Linked DNA regions of Mus musculus: region 1 is linked to region 2. A link is a loop called in an ENCODE intact Hi-C map of the cell type or tissue named here. Cell type or tissue: left cerebral cortex. All regions are shown on one strand. Each heading gives the region's core, and the rest is flanking DNA. Links, peaks and the distances in the headings are about the cores only.

Evidence for each region. Hi-C counts contacts between places; a loop is a spot of excess contacts. Peaks named below come from ENCODE experiments on the same cell type or tissue, not always from the same donor. Only the 100,000 strongest peaks of a DNase experiment are listed, where the experiment ranks them.
Region 1: it touches region 2 in a loop (3-fold over the local background); 3 of 42 quality-filtered maps call a loop at or near these places.

What each region holds. Positions count from the first base shown.
Region 1 is chr2:143,540,603-143,552,372 of GRCm38, forward strand. Pcsk2 (proprotein convertase subtilisin/kexin type 2) reads left to right here and starts at 5,531. Exons shown (of 12, transcript NM_008792.4): 1 at 5,531-6,062. The coding sequence starts at 5,889. Pcsk2os1 (proprotein convertase subtilisin/kexin type 2, opposite strand 1) reads right to left here and starts at 7,235. Exons shown (of 3, transcript NR_040354.1): 1 at 5,803-7,235; 2 at 1,609-1,761. In left cerebral cortex, for the core only: CTCF peaks have their summits at 5,210 and 5,490; DNase peaks (open chromatin) are centred at 5,007, 5,298, 5,546, 5,901 and 3 more places; H3K4me3 peaks cover 5,757 bases; H3K27ac peaks cover 4,038 bases.
Region 2 is chr2:143,210,227-143,221,996 of GRCm38, forward strand. No RefSeq gene overlaps it. Among named protein-coding and RNA genes, the nearest start is that of Otor, 140 kb to the left of the region's middle. In left cerebral cortex, for the core only: no CTCF peak of the experiment used is centred there; DNase peaks (open chromatin) are centred at 3,743, 5,154, 6,481, 7,786 and 1 more place; H3K27ac peaks cover 3,729 bases.

The sequences.
Region 1 (11,770 bases), core at 2,375-10,374, 330 kb after region 2:
GGATAAAAATGGCTTATCTGAGCATACCACCATAAGGTTGAAATGCCTTCTAACATAATAAATAACATTAAATGTCAATTATATGCTGAGACTGATCATACAAATTGATTCTAGACAGAGAGCATTTAAAACATCCAAGTCAAAGTCAAAGGTATCCTAAAATGTTATTTGAAAGTTGGTCTTAGAGAAAAACTATGTTTGAACTTTTATTTTTATCTAAAAAAAAATTTTTTTTAATTATCCCAGTTTAAATGTTCTAAGGAACCATTTTGTTCTGTGTGAATTATTTGTCTGTTACAGGTAGTTTGAGCCTCACAAGCAAAGGCTCCCTATTAAGGTGATTTCCATAATCCTTCAAAGAGTGGATTGTGGAAGATTCCCTGCATTTCTTTAAAGATCAAGAGAAAGAAAAGGGAACGAACACAGGTGGAGAATTCATGAATAGCTAATCACTTCTACAGACAATAAGCAACATTCCAATGAGCCCTAAGAAATAACTAATTAATTTTCAAAGTGAGAAAACATTATCCTGTAGTCCTCTAGACCTGGGGAAGAATCTAAAGACAGTGAAGAGCAACATGTTTCTAATTTTCCAAAGAAGATTAAAAGAAACCTTGGTCCTCATTGTTTAGCTCCTTCAAATACTATCAAAATAATAGGAGCTAAAATAGAAGAAACAAATTTTTCAACACTTTGGAAAATAAGAAAGCAAGTACCTTTGTTTCTGAAGAGTTGATTAGTCTGAGTTAATCTGAGGATTTGTTGATGAAGTTGCAAAGAAAACACCACCTAACATTCTCTGGACTGACTGCTTTCCCGACAGTAAAATGCTTGGTAAATTGCCATGCGTTCACCCCACTGTATTAATTTAAGATGACTTAGAAAACAAACGCCATCTGAAGATTCTCAGCTTAAGGAAAAATAGACTTAGATCACTTAAGGAAAAACACATTAAATTGGTAAAAAGATATAGGAATTTGAGAGAAGAGCACCCACATGCCAGTAATGTGTAGGCATGAGTATAACCTGCGCATGTGAGTTAAATGTATCAAGAGCCTGAATCTTATACCACAGCAAGTGCAAAAGGATCCACGCCACACCATGGAAAAGTGTGGTGCAAGCGTTAACTGGGAGAGGGACATGGGTGATCAGAATGTGGCAGAAACATAGAGAGGAGATAACTGTTTGTGGAAATCTTGAGAATGGGTATGTGTAGCAAAACAGGAAGGACGGAGATGACAGGATGATGGGATGAATCTACCAGCAAGACACAATAGCACAGTATGTTCACAGAAAGGCCATGCTACCAAGTGAGGTGGTGTTGCTGCATTTGAAGTGTCAAATGAACACCACAAAAATGGCAACACACTTTGGTTTGATAAGATTGTGTATTTTTTTTTAAATCGGTTATTTTTTTTTAGCCCAGATTAGCCTTCAAACTCACAATTCTCCTGCCTCCAATCCCAACTGCTGAGATTAAAGATATACACCTTCTGTCTAGATTCAGTCAGGACTCTATTTAAATTATGACTTTAAGACATTCATATCTATTTCCCCCCTGGTTCCACTACAGTCTATGTAAGAAAAAATGACAGCAAAATTAGATACCTTCTGCGGTGGTTCAAACAATATGCACAGGTCCAGAAGTTCCTCCTATGGATGACTATGGTTTGCCCTGTTCCCCGTCTCTGACATAGCAGATTTTCCTCGACTTGATAGTGTGTGGATCTGAATTCTTCTTCCTAGAGAGTCTGAATACACCTGGATGGAAAAATCACAATCTTGTCCCAGGTAGTTTTTATTCTTGTAAATGTGAGTGTGTGTGTGTGTGAGTGTGTGTGTGTGTGTGTGTGTGTGTGTGTGTGTGTGTGTGTGTGAGTGTGTGTGTGTGTGTGTGTGTGTGTGTGTGTGTGTGTGTGTGTTTATGAAACGGAAATATTCTGATCATTGTAAAATATCTTCAACAAGATATTTGGGGTTGGTGACACATATTAGCACCAACCTATGTTGTTGCTACAGCTATAACAGAAAATAAAATAAAAGACTCAAAGATCTTAATGGTTTTCATATCTGATACTGACTATTAACACTTGTCAGCTATTTCCTCAAGTCCACCAGCTTAGGTGCATGTAAGAAGGGTTGGAGGAGGTTTGTGAACAGTGATCTCTTAGCCATGGCAATGCTGTCAACACCTCTGGAGCTGAAAATGCTTTATACCACACTATGGGCTTTAGCATCTCTGAAAGCACAGTTCAGGATCTAAGGATGCCTAAACTCACTGTTTCCACAGGTGGAGCAATACGGGTTTACAGAGATTCTATGGTTTGGCCAAGTGGCCACTGTTGACAGGCACAGCAGAACTTGCAGTGGTTTCTGCGTCAGTCCTTAGACCCACTAATGCTACCTCTTTGTCTCCTTCTCTCTCCAGCTGGCTTTCTCTGTCTAAGTCTACTGATATTAGAAAAGAGTTTGGGTAATAATACTTCTCTAGGAGAGCAAATTTGTGCACGCTGAAGGTGTATTTACATTTCAAATACCAATCAAATATTTCAATGTATTTCCTCTACTGGCTTATAGTAAGTACTTAAGTGTATTAAAAATTTAGCCTTTGCATCACAAAAGTTCTGTTTTAATTCTTCTGTGCTGACAGTATTGTGATAAATTATACACTACATGAACTACTCCAGACTTCAGGGCATCGGAATGCTGGCTCAGCGGCTAAGAGCACTTATTGCTCTTATAGAGGACCCAGTTCCCATTCCTAGCACCCACATCATAGCTCACAATTGTAACTCCAGTTCTAGAGGGTCTAATGCCTTCTCCCTGACCTCAGAAGGCAGTAGGTACACACATGGTTTACATACATGCACAAAGGCAAGAAACTCAAATACTCAAATGTAATTTTTTGTTGTTGATTTTTTGTTTTTTGTTTTTTTTTTTTTGTTTTTTGGGTTTTTTTGTTTTTATTTTTGTTTTGTTTTTTTTTTTACAAAAGACAACAAACTTCAATCAGTTATCAGGTTTTATTCAAACTGTATCTGGTTTTATAGCTTTAGTTATTTAAAATATAGACTTGCATCTTAATTCACTTGTCTGTTTGCTGTAACAAACTACCTCAAACTGTATGAATAATGAAAAGATTTCTCCCAGTTTGGGATATTAAGAAGTCCAAAAGCATGACATTAGTACCTGGCCAGTCTTCTTGCTTTTCACCCTGTCATGATAGAGAGCATCCCTTAAGAAGATAATAAAAGCTACTCAGGAAAAGTTTGCTTGTGTGCTAGAGTCACTTCCTCTCTCACTAAATAACTCATTAATCTACAACTGAAGTAGCCCACTCATGAGGGCAGAATCCTCATTATCCAGCTACCTCAACAGCCCCACCACCTCCCACCACTGCCACCAAGAGAATCAAATTTCAATAAGATTTCCAGGTGAGATTAACCATGGTGGTAGATTGAGCACACACTGGCATTTCATCCTTGGAGTTTATTTAGGAAATGAAGCATTGCTCAGTGGTTCCAGAGAAATTAATACGTAGTCTAAACAGATGGTAATTTCAGAGAGATTTAGATACATTAGCACTGCTATTTCCCAGCACCTATAATCTTCCAAATTGACTTATTTGATGCTCTTCAGATCTGTTTTCTAAAGGCTTGGATTTGTATCTCTGTGGCTGCTTTTGAAATGTTCTCTCCAGTGGTGAATTACCTAATGCAACGCTCACATTTGGTGCTATTTTTCTCAAATGACAATACAGAACAGGAGGGACCATGTGGTTATTGCTTCACACTAAACCAGTACTTTGGCTCAAAACGTGGATGAACTGTAAGGAAGACAAAAGTAGAGGAAAAGTTGAAGGCCTCTGGGTAAGGAATCCTTGTGCTATAGCCCGATCTGGGTGATGTGGTACAACATAGTGATAATAAGAAAGCATTCCTGGCAGAAATGAGCTAATGTGTGCAGCTCCAAGCCGAGGCTTCCAGGCTGATCTGTTAGTTCATTAATAATTTTCTAAAACCCTTGCTTCCATTCTGGAATCCTCGCTACCAAACCTCCCCATTGCCTTTCCTGGTTGTCTTAAAGGAATTCAATCAAAATTGAAGATGTGGTATGCTGAAGACTACAGCTGGATAGAACCCATCCGCAGAGCTTGCTTATACTTCTCTAGCAATGCTGGGGAGTAGCTAAGTCAGTGAAGACGATGTGCCTTGTACAGTAAGCATTCTCCTGTCCACCATTCCTGTGTCTCCTGTATACACTGTGATTTTGTGCTAAGGAGGAGAGTGGGGTGGGTGTAGCTGGGTGTGGTGTCAAGTCAAGTAAGTCTCTCTCTCTCTCTCTCTCTCTCTCTCTCTTTCCCTTTTCTTCCGCTCTTTCCCATGAAAAAGCATCTTCCTGACTATCCAATTTATAACAGGACTTTTTTTTTAAACTTTGGTGTTAAATGGTAAAAAAACGATGTAAATATACTCCATAACAGCTAATATTTACATTACTTAGAGCAATGGTTCTCAGTTCCTTACAGCAGACTGGATCTACTTCCTTACACTAGAGCAAGAAGGGGAAGTCAGACCTCAGCAGTTAACTGGACCTGGACAACAGCTGCCCCCTGCCTACTCAGCCTAAATTATCATGCAGCCAGACTCTTAGCAGGAATCCTGACCTACGCCTGGGATGGATGACTATACCTCCTTAAACTCTGACATTCTTGGTCCTGATGCAGCCCCAAACCCAGAGTCTAAGAATCTGTCTCCCAGCATAAGCATCACGTCTCCCTTGGCAGTCTTGGGATGCAGGTGCAGCGCTGACTCTAGAGGAGTCTCTAATAGCCATCGCAGGTGGGGGGAGGGCAGTCCGGACTCCCGCTGGACTGCCAGATGTTTAGTTTCTGGCCTCCTTGGAGCACCGGGAAAAGAACAGAGAAAAAGCTCCTTCCTGCCCCCATGAGTCACCTCTAGAAGGATGCTCTTCCCAGCCTGGGATTTGCCCAAAGTGGAGGGGGCGGGAAGGATCAAATTTGCTTTGTTATTGGGAGAATGGGAGAGGTGTGGAGAGGGAAAGAGAGGAGAAAGAAGTGAGAGGAGGGAAGACAGGGGAAGGGAAGAGAGAAAAGAGAGGAGAGTTGTTTTGTAGCTCAGACTAGCAAAGAAGAGCAACAGGGAGCGGCCGGCCGGCCGGGGGCCCCCCCGCTCCCCTCGGGGCCTCTGAAGCGGCACGCACCGTAATTCCCTGCCCGGAGCTGTGCAGATTTCCACAAACAATGACATCACCGGGCGCCGGCAGTGGGTGGCAGCGGGGGGGATTTTCCTGGGCGCGCAGCGGTCGGGCGGAGCAAAGCCGCTCCGAGCTGGCGGGGGCGCGGGCTCGCGGCGCCCCCGGGGACCCGGGCAGCCAGCTGGGCAGGGGAGGGCGGGGGCGGGCGGGGGCGGGCTCGGGGCGGCCCGGGGCGGGGCCCGCCGATCCTCTGGCCTCCATTGGCCGCTGGCGGGCGCGCGTCACCCGGGCTGGCGCTCGCCTCCAGCCCTCTAGAATTGGAGCCGAGGAGGAGCTGAAAATGCAGATTTAGCATCAAGCACAGACACACACTAGCTCTTTCTCTCGGGTACACACAGCTCCGCACATTCGCACCCCTGCCAGCCAGCCGGGCTGCGCGACTCCCCGGCTTCCCTGGCAGCCAGCTGCTGGTGGACAGCGTACAGATTTGCTGTTTGCCAAGCTTCTTTTCTGCCTCTTTTGCTATACAAAGATTTTTTTTTTTAAAAAAAAAAAAAAAGAAAAACAGAAACAAAAACTACATACCTATTTTTTATTTGCATCTTCCCTCTTCGTCCCCTGCTCCACCACCCTGCGCGCCTCACAGCCCCACTTTTCACTCCCAAAGAAGGATGGAGGGCGGTTGTGGATCCCAGTGGAAGGCGGCCGGGTTCCTCTTCTGTGTGATGGTTTTTGCGTCTGCCGAGAGACCCGTCTTCACGAATCATTTTCTTGTGGAGTTGCATAAAGACGGAGAGGAAGAGGCTCGCCAAGTTGCAGCAGAACACGGCTTTGGAGTCCGAAAGGTAAGATTTTTTTTCCATACATTTCACATGTTGTTTCCAGAGGAGGGACAGCCTTGCGCAATCTCGTTGCAGATTTGCAAGTTTTCTGTCTTTTTATGCTATGCAGCTATTCTGCCATCGGTTCTCAAACACGACATTGCCTCCGGTGATCTTTCATGGGTTATGTAATTAAAATGTCCTTCATCTGTATTAGAAAGGTCAGAGAAATAATTTGTTGGTGTTTGACTTGGTGGGGGCAAAATAAGACCGCACCTTACAAAGGATGCTGTGCGCCCCGGCTGCTGTCCGAGGTACCAAGTTCTCCAGGCTGCCTAGGGACAGAGGGATAGAGTCCAGAGCAGCTGGGCTTACGTCGACTGCTTTGCCAGGGAAGTCTCCCAGCCCCCCACGCCCCGGAGAAAGAATAGTTTCCCACCGACATGGCTCAAAGATCGAGCGTTGCAGTTCACCTCAGTTTTCCGACCCACGCCTAAGGACTTCCCTCCCAGCGACTTTCAGTCCCTGCTTTTTTCCCCAGTGGACAAGAGCTTTCTGACTTGGAAACAAGGACGGAGTTCTCTGTCCAAAACGAGTGCTGAACTTGTGCGCTTTGGCTCCTGCCCACGACCTCCCACTCCAGAAGCGCACTCCTGTTTGGAGAGTTCTTAATTTGCTTCTTTAGGACACCTCGCTGCCAAGAGAGATGGATTCTGAGGGGGATTCCCCCCGGAAAAGTCGAGGTGTCCTCTCCTGATGTGTGGGCAGCCAGCGCGGTTTTCCCCAGAGAGCACGGGGATCCCCATTCCAAGAAGTTGTCCAAGTTGAACTGTTTGGATAAGATTTCGAGCTTTGGGTGCCTCTGGCAACCTCTGGATAAGTTAGGGTACTCGTCCTGCGGGGAACAGAGGAGAATAATTCATTTGGCGGGGAGCATGCCTGACCTGCTCTTCCTGCGAAATATCTGTATCCCAGATCTGGAGTGTCCTTAGGGGACCTGGCACCGCTAGGGGAGAGTGAGGATGCAAGGAGAAGCCAGTCTGAGGGGAATGGAAGGTCAAAGGATGCAGCTTGGTACCCGTGGGCTGTCCCCTCCCTCCTGATCCCACAAGAAAAGAGGCTTGAGAGAGCATTGGGTTCCCTCCCTAGAAGGGCAACACAGGCTGGTCTCCTCTGTCAGAACTTCCTATGTCTCTTGCCGAGTTCCCAGCTACTAGGATGACTCCTTCAGGAGCGCAGGGCTCTCCCGCCTACACTCACCAGCGGCGCGGCGGGCGCGTATTCTACCTCAGCTGTGTTTGGCAGCGAGTTTCACAGAGGTCCTGGAAGAAGCGCAGGTCTGCGGGTGGCGCGCGGGCGGGTCTCACACACCTAGAACTAGTTGCTCCCGAGAAGAGAAGTGTGGGTGGAGCAGGGGAAACCAGGTTCCTGTTGATAGAACAGTCTCCTGGCCTCCTGGCCCACGGAGACTTCTTTCAAACGACATTCAACCCTGAAACAAGCTGATACCCCACCTAACCCCGCTCCGCCCTCCTCCCCCCATTGGCAAAATCCAGCGTCCTAGCGGCATTGGCAATGAGTGATTATAGTTAGCTGATATCTGACTGTGAGATCTTGCATACTTTCCCTTTTGAAAAAAAAAAGATTTATCTCATCGTGTGGGGGGGTGGTGGGGGGGGTGTAGGTTGGAACTGGGATTACCGAAGGTTGTGAACTGCTCCGTGTGAGCACCTGTATGCACCCTTAACCCATGAGTTCTCTTTCCAGCCTGCTTAGATGCATTCGTATTTAATATCAACAGCTGCAAGAATGCTTCTGTTATTAGAAAACCCTTGCTAGGTGTTGACAGGGCTTTATGGCTGGGCTACCCTACGAAGGGAAGAGGCAGCAAGATCTTTAATTCTTCTATACCTGTGTAACCCTACCTGTGGGTACCTTCTGTGTCAGCCCTTTCTGACAAGGAAGGAAACCCATCTGCTGCAATGGTTTTCCATCTCCTTTTTCTTTCCCCCTGGAAAACACATTCTTGAGATCTGATGCTAAAAACCTAATGAAAGGTAGGTGTAACTGAGCCTGATAATGGCTAACCCTGTCAATTTTTCAATATATTTTTTTTTCCTAATGGGAATGAATAACTCAGTGAGTGCTTAACGGTTGTGATGGTGAGATTGAAGCCAGGAAATATAAAGGTAATCTTATGGTTTATCAGCAATTTGGTTCGACTTTGAACAGAAAGACACATATACTTTGGGGTTAACTATTTCTCCTCATTCCATTCTTTCTTGGAGAGGAGGTCACTGACTGATTTTGTATTGCAATATCAAGCTGCAATCCTCAGCTATGAAGAACAGGCTTTCGATTTGGTGTCTCCTTTTTCCTCTCCTTGTCCTCTCAGATAGTACCTCCTAACCAAATCCTAGTCTTTTGCCCTGATACGTATTCAAAGGCTAACCCATGTATGACAAGGTACTTGTGCCTGAAGAAGCTTTGTGGTGCAATGCCCAGAGAGCATTGAGCCCTCCAATGAGCCTTTTTTTTTCCTTCTTTGAAGGATCACATGCTGTTGATCCTTCAAGACCTGGACCTAAATCTTGCCTGATGCTACAGCCATAAAGAGCTTCCCTTCTCCCAGCTGCCCACAAGGCAGGAACAGCCACTGCCCTCTGTCCTACCCTCAGTCACTCATGGGAACCTAAGTATTCAGAGCCAATGTCCTCTGTATTCCTGGCTTCTTTGCCTTATCCAGTCAACTGCTGTGCTTGACGGCCCTTAATGTATTCGTATGACTGTTTCCCAGGCACTGTCCTCTCTTGGTCTCTTTGCACTGCTCTATACTTGTCCCAACTTCTTATCCTGAATTTTGTACTTTAAACCCTAAGACATCCTTCTCTGTGGTTCCTCTAAGCCTTAGCAGATCTCTTCATCTCCTCCTGCTCAATGTCAGGTATGAAAGGTTCTCAGCAGCTAGTTATACACACATAGGAAGGGGCAGGGATGCAGATGAGGGGAGCCTTCTGTGACAGAGTATCTCATCCTAATCCCACAAAATAAGTAGAATTGTCTGCATCAATCTTCACATGAAATTCAAAGCTCTAAGATATTAAGTAACTGCCTTATATTGGCAAAGGAAATAATTCAAACATAAATCCAAATTCACTTGACTACTAGCTGTCTCCAGGAAGCCATCCCTGACTGCCAAGAACTTTGCCTTGGAGATACCATTTTGAAAATGTGAAAGAGGGGCTTCTTACCTTTCCTTTCTTTTTTTACCTGTGCTATAATTACCATTTGTTTGCTGTTGAGATATGAAAATGTGTCACTGACTACCGTGCACATCTGTATTCATCTTCAGAAGATCGGAACTAAACAATTCTGCTTTTTCCTAGCCCTGATGCCACATGTTGTGCTGGGCATGAAATGCTGGGAAAGGTTTTGTTCATGATTTAATTACTTCATCACTAGAATATCAGTAAAAGCAAATATTTATGTTTTCTCCAGGAAAGAAAGTAAAATACCTGTCTAGTTTATTTTTTCTGTTTTATTTTAACCTGGTCCTCACCCCAAACCATGTCCACTGAGATGCTATATACAAAGAATTCAGTGGTGACAGGACTGACTTCAGATAGCACCTCCCACTTCTCAGGACATTATTTTTGACTCTTCTGAAATGGAAATAAAAATGACTTATCAAAATAATGAATCCCATATCACAGTTTCAGCCAACTGTGTGTGAGAATGTTGAGCAAAATAAGAAAAGAGTAAAGTTCCATTAATAATTAACATTTTAAACACTGTTAGACATTTTTTGTTTTATTATGTTTAGATTTTTATGGATGGAGAGCTCACTGGGGTGCTTTCACAGATAACATTGCATGACCATTTTTATAAGTGTAAGGATATTTCTATTCTAAAGGTGATCTACTAGTAATAGTACTAGCAGGTAATAAAAATAAATTTTGGATCATTGTACTTTGTGGATATATAATTTAACATATGAAAGAACATAGCTTACTATTTTCACAAAGTGAGTATACTGGATCATAAGCACTGAAGTCAAGAAACAATTATTATCAGAATCCCCAAGGCCCCCTACTGCTTCCTGAGCACTTCTGAGTTTAGGCAGATATAAACATCACTTTGGGGTATACCAAAGTCCAGCAGGCACTCCATATCCAGGTGGCTTCATATCTGCAGACTCAATCAGAGGTGGCTGAAAAAAAAAAAACCAAGGTGCATCTGTACCAAACAGATATTTCTTAGCTTGTTATTTCCCCAAACAATGTGTTTACTGCACAGCATTTGCACTGCATTAGGTGCTATAAGTAAGTAGATATTATTTATAGTACTTACAAAAGTCTGTATGTTGACTATATACAATTTTATATATAAGAGATCAAGCATTTGGAGTTTAGGTACCAGGGATGCTGGCACAAACTCACAGTAGATACTAATAGGCAGCAGTGCATGGATTTGGGTAGACATGAATGTGCCTTCTGTAAGATATTACTAAACTGGAGTTCATAATTTATGCATACACCTGTGTTTAGGAAGTAGCATTAGATTTCTATTGCTATGTGTCCAGGTGAGTTTTTATTGCCAACTTGACACAAATAAGAGTCATCTGGAAAGAGTACATTTCTAGTGATGAAATTTCCAAGATTAGATTGGCCTGTGGCCAATTCTGTTGGGAATTGTCTTAATGTTTGATTGATGTGGGAAGGCCCATCCCACAAGGAAAGGTGCCACCCCCAAGATATTACTAAGTTGTATGAGAAAGCTTGCTGAGCATGAGCACAGGAGACAACAAGCAGTGTTTCTCCATGAGTTTTACTCCAGCTCCTGCTCGATCTCCTTCCTTAATGTCCCTGAATGATGGATGGGCTGTGACCGGAAATTTAGGCAAAATTAACCATTGCCTTCCTTTGGTGGTGGTGTTTATCACAGCGACAGAAAGCAATCGAGCACTGTGTAATAAATCCCTATACTGTGCATCCTGTAGAATTGCATTGAGTCTGGTAGGTTTCAGTAGAGTCCTTTGCCAAAGTCCTCAAAATATAATATTAAAGCTTCAGCTAGCTATGCTGTCACTTAGAAGTATGATCAATGAATAAATTGCTTCCAGGTACACCCAAATTTTCAGAACCCTTCTCTTCCCTGTGGATGTAGACCTAGAATCTGTTTCCTTGTTGGCTGCTGTTTGGAGCAAGGCTATGCTCCTAGAAGCCAAGTCATTGATTAACTCACAGCAGCGTCCCTCCACAGGCCTTCCCATACCCTAGCCATTCAAACACCTTCTGTTTGGGAAGCCTCTGCACCTTTCTTAGATCAATCTGATTAGCTCAGGCACACCATGGAAGTTTCTCTTCTGATTTTTTTTTTCTGAAAACCAACTGATTTGGTAGCTTACATGTTTGATTACTACCTCCAAAATGTTGTAATTAAATTCCAACTATTTATAGTCCCACCCCATACTGCCTTACTCAAGGGAGGAGATTATAAAGGCTATCAGCAATAGGAAACAGAAGTCTTGAACTATATTTAGAACTTTTGCCTACAACAGACAAGCAACCACAAAGTCTCTCAAAGCATTTATGACAATTTATATTCCCACCAGTAGTGCCTGGGGGCTCCAGTTGCTTCACTCCCTCACCAGCCTTTGATACTCACACTTCAACTGTTGAAAGGTGTGGTCATACCACCCTTTAATTTCTACTGCAGCTTTACCTGATGAA
Region 2 (11,770 bases), core at 1,532-9,531:
GACCCCACTGAAGAGGAGTAGAAATCAAAATTAGGGCTGAAATCAATCAATTAGAAACAAAGAAAACAACACAGAATCATTGAAAACAGGAGCTGGATCTTTGAGAAAATCAACAAGATTTTTTTTAAATAAACAAATCCTTAGCCAAACTAACCCACAGAAAGAAAGACAGTTTCAAATTAAATAAAACAAGAAATGAAAAGGGACACATAACATCATACAACAAGGAAATTCAAAGAATCATTAGATATTACTTCAAAAGTACTCCACAAAATTGAAATCTTAATGGAATGAATGATTTTCTAGACAGATACCACTTGCCGAAGTTAAATAAAGATCAGATAAACTATTTAAATAGCCCTATAACCCCTAAAGAAATATAAGTCATTTAAAAGTCTTGCAAGGAAAAAAAATTAAAATCCCAAGGCCAGATGGATTTACTGCAAAATTCTACCAGACCTTCAAAGAAGATCTAATACGAATACACTCACACTATTTCACAAAAGAGAAGAATAAGGAGTACTGCTAGAGTCATCCTATGAAACCACAGTCACCCTGATACCTAAACCACATGAAGACTCAACAAAGAAAGCAAATTTCAGACCAATTTCTCTTATGAACATTGGTGCAAAAATAATAAAATTCTCACAGACCAAATCCAGGAACACATTAAAAACATCATCCACCATGATCAAGTAGGCTTCATCCCAAGAATGCAGGGATGGTTCAATATATAAAAATCCATCAATGTAATCCACAATATAAAGAACTCAAGAAGGTGGACCTCAGAAAATCAAATAACCCCCTTAAAAAATGGGGCTCAGAACTGAACAAAGAATTCTCACCTGAGGAATACCGAATGGCAGAGAAGCACCTGAAAAAATGTTCAACATCCTTAATCATCAGGGAAATGCAAATCAAAACAACCCTGAGATTCCACCTCACACCAGTGAGAATGGCTAAGATCAAAAATTCAGGTGACAGCAGATGCTGGCGAGGATGTGGAGAAAGAGGAACACTCCTCCATTGTTGGTGGGATTGCAGGCTTGTACAACCACTCTGGAAATCAGTCTGGCGGTTCCTCAGAAAATTGGACATAGTACTACCGGAGGATCCAGCAATACCTCTCCTGGGCATATATCCAGAAGAAGCCCCAACTGGTAAGAAGGACACATGCTCCACTATGTTCATAGCAGCCTTATTTATAATAGCCAGAAACTGGAAAGAACCCAGATGCCCCTCAACAGAGGAATGGATACAGAAAATGTGGTACATCTACACAATGGAGTACTACTCAGCTATTAAAAAGAATGAATTTATGAAATTCCTAGCCAAATGGATGGACCTGGAGAGCATCATCCTGAGTGAGGTAACACAATCACAAAGGAACTCACACAATATGTACTCCACAATATAAACAAACTGAAAGAAAAAAGATCACATTATCATCTCATTAGATGCTGAAATAGCCTTTGACAAAATCCAATTCATGTTAAATGCCTTATAGAGATGAGGGATACAAGGCACATACCTAAACATAATAAAAGCAATATATACAGCAAGCCTATAGCCAACATAAAATTAAATAGAGAGAGACTTAAAGTAATTTCATTAAAAACAGGGAAAAAAAACAAGGTGCTCACTTTCTTCCTATCTATTCAATACAGTAATTGAAGTTCTAGCTAGAGCAATAAGACAACTAAAGGAGATCAAAAGGTTACAAATTGGAAAGGAAGAAGTCAACGTATCACTATTTGGGGATGATATGATAGTATACATAAGCAACCACAAAATTTTTTCCAGAGAACTCCTACAGCAGATAAACACCTTCAGCAAAGTGGCTGGATATAAACTTAAGTAAAAAAATTAGTAGCCATCCTTAATATGAAGGGTAAGCAGGCCAAGAAAGAAATTAGGGAGACAATACTCTTTACAATAGCCTCAAATAATGATTCAGCTGCCTTGTTTGTCCTCAGTGGGAGAGGCAGCACCTAGCCCTGCAGAGATATGATGTGCCAGGGTCTTGGGGGCAGTATCCAGGGCAGTATCCAGTATCCACTCTCTCAGAGAGGGAGGAACTGTGGGAGAAGTACAAGAGAGCAACCAGGATGTAAAGAGAATAAATAAAAATAAAAAACAAGTATACTAGAAATGTTTGTGTCGATGCCATTTTGTGACCACAGGATTTTCTTTTTCTTGAGTAGAAACCTACAATTAATGGTCTAGATCATGTGAATGCATGTGTTTAGCCTCTGGAGATAAGACAAGGCTTAAAATATATTTTAAGGCTTCAAACTTAGAAATTTCCATTATGAGGGCAGCATCCCATTAAGTGTCATGATATAAGATTATACCCATTATTAATAACCCCCAAATTCTGATATTAATAAACATATATTAATAAGTAAATATACATAAAATAATTATACACACATATTTATTTATTGTCAATTTCACAGGGTCTTGAATCACACAGGAGATGAAACTCTGGCCAATGAGTATGAAGGAAGTTTTAGATTGGGGTAATTGACGTGGAAAGATGCACCCTTGTTTGGGTAGTTGCCTTTCTATGGGCTGGGATCCAAACAGAATTAAAGGATAGAAAGCCAGCTGAGCATCAGTGTTTGTTTCTCTCTGCATCATAACTAGAACTGAAATATGACCAACTGCCTCTTGCTCCTATGCCTTCCCCTGCCATAAAACAGTACATCCAGAGTGTAAAACATAATAACACCCCTCTTTCTTGTGTGCATGTGAGTATGGGCAGATGGAAACATATGTGTTAAGGTCAGAGGTCAGCCTTGGGTATTGCTCTTCAAAATCTATGAACCTTGATACTTTTGGCACAAAGTCTCTTGCTGGGAGTTTGGGATCACCTCCTGGGATAAGCTGGTGGGCCAGGAAGCCACATGTGTCTGTCTCCCTAGTGTTGGAATTACAGGTGTGCATCACCACATCCGGCTTGTTAACCAGATCTGAAAACTGAACATGAGTCTTTATTCTTGCCCAGCAAGAACTTTACTCCCTGAGCTATCTCCTTCGCCTGGTTAAACTGCTTTAGTCTGATATTTTGTTATATTAATGATAAAACTAAAACATCATATATACTTCAGCCATTTCCAAATGATCTTTTAAAATTAATTTTCAGATACATAGTAACGATATATATTTCAAAGTTTCTCATCCTTTTTAGTAGCTGATTCACCAAGAAAGCTCGTGTCTGCATCTTGTATTTCTAAAACCCAAGCTAACCTCATCTTAAGGTCACTGGTCTAAGAACTCCATAGTATTGAGAATCCTTTGCTTTGGAGACCAGCCAGTTTCTTTCTCTATACTCTAAGTGCAATCAGATCTTAAAACTCACTGCAGCTTTATGTATTAGAGGTTATTGATGAAAGAAATCTCTTACGGCTTGTCCTTCCATTATTTAGACAGACAACAAAACCCCAGTGTCCAAGCAAGCTGAACAGAGCTCGGATACACTTAAGAAAGCCTGTCTTATCATTGCTATGGTGGACTGACTGTGAAGTAGCCAGTGTGAACCACAGCACCAATTTCTGGCTATTGTGCAGAATCTTGATTCCGTGTGTCAGTTCCTAGTCTTCAGCTAAAAAGTCTTCCACTGGGAGAAGTCATCTCTGATTTTTAAGTATAGCAGGCATCAACTCTGTAGCGTGTGAGGTTGAATGTAAGACTGTTAACATTTTAAGGTGTGGATACCACCTATCCAGTGACGCAATGGCAAAGATTTATATATATCTCTGGGAGTCTGAAACCCTTTAGAATTGGGAATCAGTTAGAGAGTTTGAAACACTTTTTCCATGGCTCTTCATCACAGTAAGATAGTATTAGGTTTGCCTCCCAATGAGAAGGAAGCTAAGTCAGGCAACTGGCTGTGGAAGAGATGCTCTTGTACCATATCCTTTTCAGAACACACAGGAGCTTTTGGAAAACATCAAGATTACAAAAACATCGTAGAGAATTTTCTCTTACCCAACATTAAAATTTTCCCAGCATTAAGACTGCATGATTCAGGTACAGTGATGTATGTTACGAAATGACATTGACATGATACATTCAATTCAATTACAGGTTTTATTGGAATTATTCATATTCACTATAAATCTTTCTTTTGGTCCAGGGTCTAAGCAGCATCTCACCTTGCTGTTTGCCACATGGTCTCTTTGGTTTCCCATCTCTGGCAATTGTTCTCTTTCTTTTAAGTCCATAAGAGTCTTTGAAATATGCAGATCTGTTACTGTGTGCAGCCCCCTTTGATTTGGATCTGTTTCATGTTGTTATCAGAATTAGAGTGAGGCTATATGCTTTGAGAGGCTGCATTGTATTTCCCCCCTGCCAAACCCTCATAATGCAGTTCTAACGCACAATCTGATGGTTTGGGGAGGTTGAATATTTTGGAAAGTAAATTTGCAATGAGGTGGAAATCTGAGAATACAGTCAATGCCCTTACAGGAAGAGACATGGGAGCTAGTTTCCTACCTCCTCACTTGTCACCGTGTGAGAACATGGCTAGGAGCTGGCCATCTGTAGGCTAAGCAGGAAGCATGACCCCACCAGTCATCAGATCAACTGCTTCTTGTCCTTGATGTCCCCAGAATGCAGGACTTGGAAAAGGAAATGACTGTGTTTTAATCCCCCCTTTCTATGGCAATCTATAATGACATGACTGCCACAGCAATAACACTCTGCCCTTTCAGCCCATCAGATCAAGGATGCCTGCTTGCAACCCACAGACCCACATCAGGTCTGTGAGGCTTTTCCTTGGGAAGGTGAGTGCCTTCATTGTTGTTGCTACTTTCGTTTGATAACACGTTGGAAGAGAAAGCACTTGTGACCATGCTAATGCCCCATTTCCCATCATAGGCTTGTGCATTAACCTTTGCACCCCATCAAAGTTTCTTGGCTTGCACCAGTGTCACAGTGGTGTCTACCTAATGGTGTCTGATTTCTATTTTTTTCTGCACTTTTCATGCCATGTTTCTGTGAGGGAGGATAAAGTCATCAAATATTTCTTAGCTCTCTGTGCTACAAGAGAAGTGGGTCAGGGGACCAAGCTGCTTTCAGTTCTCCGAGGGGTTGGTGCTGGGCGGGTGATGTCCAGCTGGCTGCAGCTGTGAGGGAGGAGGACATGTGTTCTTCCCGTAGACCCTTGCTGCTGCTCTATTCTAGCTGCTGCTGTTTCTTATTTGGGAACACCTCCCCCTAACTAGCTACTTGCTCTTCAGGCCTCTGCTCTTGCCATCCTTGTTAAAAGACTGTCTCATCTCTCTTCCTTCTCAACAAGAGCCATTTTCCCAAGTCTGCCTTTACTGTGTTTCCTTCTAAGACTCACACAATATGAGTGAAGACCACAGTTATTTTCTCTACATTTCCGAGCTACTATGCAACATCTAGGACAAAGGACCTTTTTAAGAGGGATCTGACAGAGGAAAATGAATATAAAATAGTGTATTTGTTACAAACGCCATTATGTCTATAATTTAAAGGTATCTGGTACAGCATGATTGCTACATTAAAATTCATTCTTTTTTGGGGGGGTTGCATCTGTATGAATCTTGACAAGTGTATGTAGCTTCATTATCCATGGCAATTTGCAATACGTGAAAATTTCTTTATCCCCAAACATCCTTGATAGCTTTCATGGTCCTCTACTCCCACCCTTGGCAGTTATTGGCCTTCTTTCTGAGCCTTTAATTTTGCTGCATCCAGAATATGATGTGAAGGGCACTACAAAATTCACAGCCCTTAGAATTTGATGCCTCTCGTATAACATGATGTTTGAAATTCATCCACACTGCTCTTGCTGTTAACACGTTTGCCCATTTTGTTGTTGAGTCATGTTCTGTTTTATGCACTGACTAGCTTGTCTATCAGTCACTGGGCAATGGATTTTTTTTCCACTTTTGATTACTATAAATAAAGTCATTACTAGCATTTATTCTCTCTCTCTCTCTCTCTCTCTCTCTGCAAAAGAGACATAGGGAGGAGTAAGATAGACGGGAACACTAGAGAGACACACAAATAAAGCGAAAGACAGAGGTTTTCAATTTAATTGAACATGTCCCTGGGAATGGAATCGCCAGCGTTTTGGTGGGCAGTTTAGAAGTTATCCAACAATATGCTCAAGGAGGGAGACCTATTTTGTTCTAACCAGCAGCGTAAAGAGTCGTTCATCCCTATGCTTCCCTATCAATCACTCTACTGATGTTGGTGTCTTTCATGTGACTCCTTGCCATCTCTATACTTCTCTACTGAGTAGTTAACAAAAATTTGCCTATTTCTTATTGGACTGTTTCCCTCTTGTCTAATTTATTGTTTCCCCTGTTATGGCTGGTGCTAACATTTGCTTGCTTTGGTTGAGTAGCCTTTTTCAAGCCTTCCTCAGAATTGAATTTGTTTTCCCTTGGTAGGTTTCAGAAAGCACAAGCTGATTTTCCTTCCCAGAGCCGTATCTCAAACACACCACTTAGTCTTGACTCCATTTCATTTTTATATCTGCTAACTGGGAACAAGTCGTGTTTCTTAGTAATTTTCTGTTGTTGTCTTCCAGTAAAAGTCAAAATAATTGCCCGATGAATGTGAAGATCGTCAAGCTTCCACCATGTTGTTAGTGGTAGCAGGTGGAAGGCAGGAAAACAGTGAAGAGGTTGTAGCAAGAGAGATGGCTAGGCAGAGTGCAGCCGTAGGATCCTCACCAGAAGGAAAACATGAGATGCGTGAGTAGAGAGAATTCAGAGAGGGGCCACTTTCTTACACACACAGACTCCAGATCAGAAAGAGAAACAGATGGGGAGAAGATATAAAAGTGATCAACATTCAACAGATGTAAAATTATGCCCAATTACAGAGAAGGAAAGGAGAGACAAGTCAGGTGTGTTTATTCACTGATGGTGCCATTACTCCCCCCTTTCCCCAATGCTTTTTCCAGACAGGGTTTCTCTGTGTAACCTTGGATGTTCTGGAACTCACTCTGGAGACCTGGCTGGCCTTGAACTCAGTCTGCCTGCCTCTGCTTCTCAAGTGTCGGGATCAAAGGTGTGCCCAGCACTACTTCTTAGGTAAAGTGGCTTTCTTCGAAAGTGCTGCCTGGACTCAGTCCCTCTAGACTCGTGCTTATCAAAAAGTGAGAGAAGCGAAGCCATATGTAGAGCCCAAGGACTATCTTCCAGGAGGTCTTTGCCATGCACTGGGCACCATGTCCAGAGTGGTATGCGACCTGCCTGCTTGGTGTGCACTCTCCTGCTGAGGATGATGTGCAAGGAGACCTGAGCTGACACCTGCTCTGTATGACAGATAGCAAAGGATCCCATATTGCAGTAAAATTGGACACTGTAGTGATGTCTTGACCATGTCAGGATTCTCTGTCTAACCATGGAAAGATTCAGAGAGGAACAGAGATATCAATGCTATAAAGGAGAAACTCTTTAGGGCTTCAAGACAGCCTGCCCCACAATGTATGCTCAAACAGAAATGCCCTTCCTTGGCACTCATCAGGTTTGTGATTGTGGAGCTTCTGACTCTGGCAATAGTTGTAGTTCCCAGGGTGGCCCTCCCACCTCAGCCCTCTGTCACAACCTGCCACTAGGGTCATTTTTCACTACCCAACTTGCAAGCAAATTGTGCATCCTTGTTCAAGTAGGATGGGATAGGATCTTATCAAACAGGACTTACCAGCTGGAACCAGAAAAAAAAATATGTCCATCTGGCCTGGGCAATGTGCCCTCCTGGAAAATTACTGAATAGTGCCAACTTCTGTAAAAATACATTCCTTAAAATGCCAGCAGAAGGCAGAGACTTATGGAGACATGAAGAAATTATGCAGCCTGTGCAAATCCCCATCTATCACCAGCCCTGAGTAATGGGAATAAATGCCCACCCAGCCTCAGTGCCAAGAACATTAATAATTAGTTCATGGGAGCTGTCACTCAGGAATGTCCTGGCGGTGGTTCAGATTCCAGGCATGAGGGGATGTGATGCCAATGCACGGAGCCCACAGAGCAATGAGACATTTTGTTGTGCGTGGGTGGGCTGTCAGAAGCAACCCTCTCTCTACAGAGAGGCAGTGAGAAGTGACGACTTTGGGTCCAGGGATCTTGGCGAGTTAATCTAGCTGCCTTTTTTGTTCTCCCTGCATGCTTTGCAGAACTCTTGGTAGTGAGATCTTCCTCCTGAGGAATAAAGACAGCCAATCAATGCTCATCATAGAACTTTCTTGCCTCTTTCTGAGGCCATTGCCTGCCATGGTTGCTGAAAAGCCTCTTAAGTGACCACTCAAGGTCCTCCTCATGTTCCATCTTACCCCATGGTATGGGCTGGTGTGTCCTCTGAAAATGTATGTGTTCTAACCCCCGTGTTTCAGACTGTGACTGAGTTTGGAAGTAGAGTCTGTAAGGAAGCAAGTGGGTTAAAGTGATAGCAATTAAAGGACATCCGATTTGTATCATCTTAAGAAAAAGATATTTGGACATAGAACAAAGGCTAGACTACATGGGTATAAAAGATAAAAGGCGTCTGCTGTGCCAGCTCAGAAAAGAAGCCAGAGGAAACGAGGCCACGCAATACCTTCTTCTTCGACTTCCAGCTTCCAGAACTGTGATAAGTAAATAACATTGTGTTGTTTAAGCTCCCTTGCCTGTGTTTGTGAGGTTTTATTATGGTGTCCTAGCTGACAGCTGCAAATCTTTTTACTTGCTCCTTAGGCACTGAACTGCCCTTCAGCTGTCTCTCTAATGAACTTTGAAATGTTGACCACAGTAATGAAGTTACTATCAAATATGACCCATGGCTATTATGTCCTGTCCTCATCTGTGTCTTTTTAAATTCACCTCTTGAATTCAGGACTTTTCGCATGTTGAGCCAGTTGTACATTCAGCCTTTCTTCATCCTTCTTCCTGATTTCCATGTTTTTGTTTTTGTTTTTGGTTTTTTTTGTATTTTCACTTTTATGGAGAGTGTTTCACCAAGGTACCAGGCTGACCTAAAACTCACAATTCTCAGTCTTCCTTGCACCTAATCTCCCATTTTGGATTCCCACTTTCTGATCCCTTTACCCATGTTCTTCCCCTAATAACTGTTCCTCAAGTCAAATGCAGGTCCTCTTCTCCATAAGGCCTTCCTTATTTCCCAGGCTGATGGTCCATTGTCATTGAGCTTACGGAGGATAACATCTGACTTGCTTTTGTATTGTCTGTTGCTTCTGGAGTACTGCTTTGTACATTACAAGCCCATATCTGTTATGTAACTAAGAGAAAAACAGAGAATGGGGCTGTAGGAGGGAGTATATGATGCCCTGCCTGGGAATGTGTATGTTTGAAGAGCTGACATGGGATAATAATGTTAACCAGGCTTCTGTGATCAAACCAATGTGGGTACAGCACACACCCTCTTCCTGTACACCTCTTACTTTCCTGTCTCTTGTCTTTCCCCATAGGAGAACCATTTCTACCTCCATTATGGAATTTCTGGGTAGATGAGTGAGAGGCACATGTGCAAAGCATATGCCCTTGCTTTGCTTTGTCTAGAAAAATAAAGTTCCAACAGGTAAGAATCAGAGGCCACGGGCTGGGCCTCCCATCTCTGCGGGAAGCTCTCACTACCCAAGGAGTCCACAAAGAATCCTGTGGTACATTTGGATGAAAAACAATGGTTTCCCCTCTCCCTTAATCATAAATACGAAGAAGCAAGATGAAGAGTGGTGATTCTCGGGCATTCAAGTCATCAAGTCTAATAAGGGAACTCTACATCTTATTTAAATGCTTCATAATGGATGACCATATTATAATCTAGACTAGGTTAGGCCAGTCCTTGGCTGGAATAGCACAAGTCTGAGGACACAACACAGAGGGAGGTGATTCATTTCTACAGAAGCAGGATAAGCTCTTACTGCTCTTGTACCTAAGGAGCACTTCTCCCCTTCAGATACTCTCACCATAGGTAGATCCGGACAAACAGGTGGAGAGCTGCAAACCAGAAAGTGGGTAGTAACAAGGACAGTTGCTCATTGTTTTAGTGGATTCTGTATTTGCAAATTCACCTATTTGCTAAAATACACTTGAAAACCACAAACTAATGTTTATGGCCTACACTCACACACACATACCACATGGTTTCAGTCACACAACAACATTACCTTTCCCAGCACAGTGAGCAGAGTTGGTCTTTCTGGCTCCAGTCTTGGGCTGCTCATGTGTCCTTTTCATGGGTTATGTAGTGTCTCATTTCCTACTTTCTTTGCTTTTTGTTGTGATGTATGTTTACATCCCTTTCATAGAGCTGGAGTGATTTCTCATATTACCGATACTAGTGAAAAGGTTGTATGTGTCTTATGCAGAAATCATACGTATTAGGGAAATTCCATTCATGAGTTAAGTCATATAGTGCAACTGACTGGAGTTCAATGCAAATGAGTTAATATCACATAAGCTTTGACTTTGTATCACATAAGCTGTTATATACATCTATCTATCTATCTGTCTGTCTGTCTGTCTGTCTGTCTGTCTATTTGTCAAGGCTGGTACAAAGGTTTGATTGGAGAGGCTTCTAGGAACATAATCCTGAATTTTCCCTAACAGCAATGGTTCAGTATCAGCCGATTCATCATTCTCAGTGACTTTATTCAGTAATGATGTGACTGGACAGACAGAATCTGGTATACAATACAGTTCAAGTTTAGAAGTGGTGAGACTGGAGAGATGCAGGCAAGGGAGGGTCTTAAACAGCAGGACTGGTCATTATCTTGCTGAACAAGTGTCAGTAGCCAAGTAAAATAACTAGATTTTCCCCTTTACACTCTAATGCCCTTAAGAAGAATGGGTTTAAGGTGAGCTTTGGCAAGGTGAGGATGCAGTAAAACAATTCTCCAGAGATGGGACCAGCCACTCTGTGTGCTTTCAGACACACATCTGCTTTCTGAAATAAGATTCCGTATACCTCAGTCTGAGAAGATGGAAAGCTCACTGAAGAGCTGGGCTATGCCTTACTCATCTGTGCCAAAGGAGTACTTGAAAAATCATCTGATAAACACTGTGCTGGGTTATGTGAACAGAAATACTGCTAGTGGGAATGGAAAGGAATGGGGAGGAAGGAAGGAAGGAAGGAATGAAGGAAGGAAGGAAGGAAGGAAGGAGAAGCAAGCAAGCAAGGAAAGATGGAAGGAAAGAAAGAAAAGATGGATGGAAGGAAGGGACAAAAGATAGAAGGAAGGAAAGATGTATGGAAGGAAGGAAAAAAGGAAAGAAGGAAAGATGGATAGAAGGGAGGGAGGAAGGGAGGGAGGGAGGGAAGAAGGAAGGAAGGAAGGAAGGAAGGAAGGAAGGAAGGAAGGAAGGAAGGAAGGAAGGAAGGAAGGAAGACAAGGAGGCAGGCTACCAACAGTTCTTGGCTTTGACAGGCTGTAAACATAGCCTACTTTTAGAAGGACAGGAAATGACTCCAACAGTGACTGACAGTTAATAGTGGCTCCCATCTTGATTCTAGTAGGATAGATAGGTTCTAACTGGAGTCTTGGGGACAGAGCTAAGGTGTCAGGTGGTCTTCTGGAGCCCTGAGTGTGATACTGCCACAGCAATGGGTCTGGAGACAGGAAAGCCAAAAAATGTCACATTTGACACTCATGAGCGAATGGAATTTGGGGGTTGGACTTGTTATGATTGCTTCCTTCTTGTAGCTGCTTTGAGGGAATGTTTATCCACACCTGTCACACTGCTGTGTTTCATAATCAGATCCCTTATTTGGCTTTTCAGGTCTACAG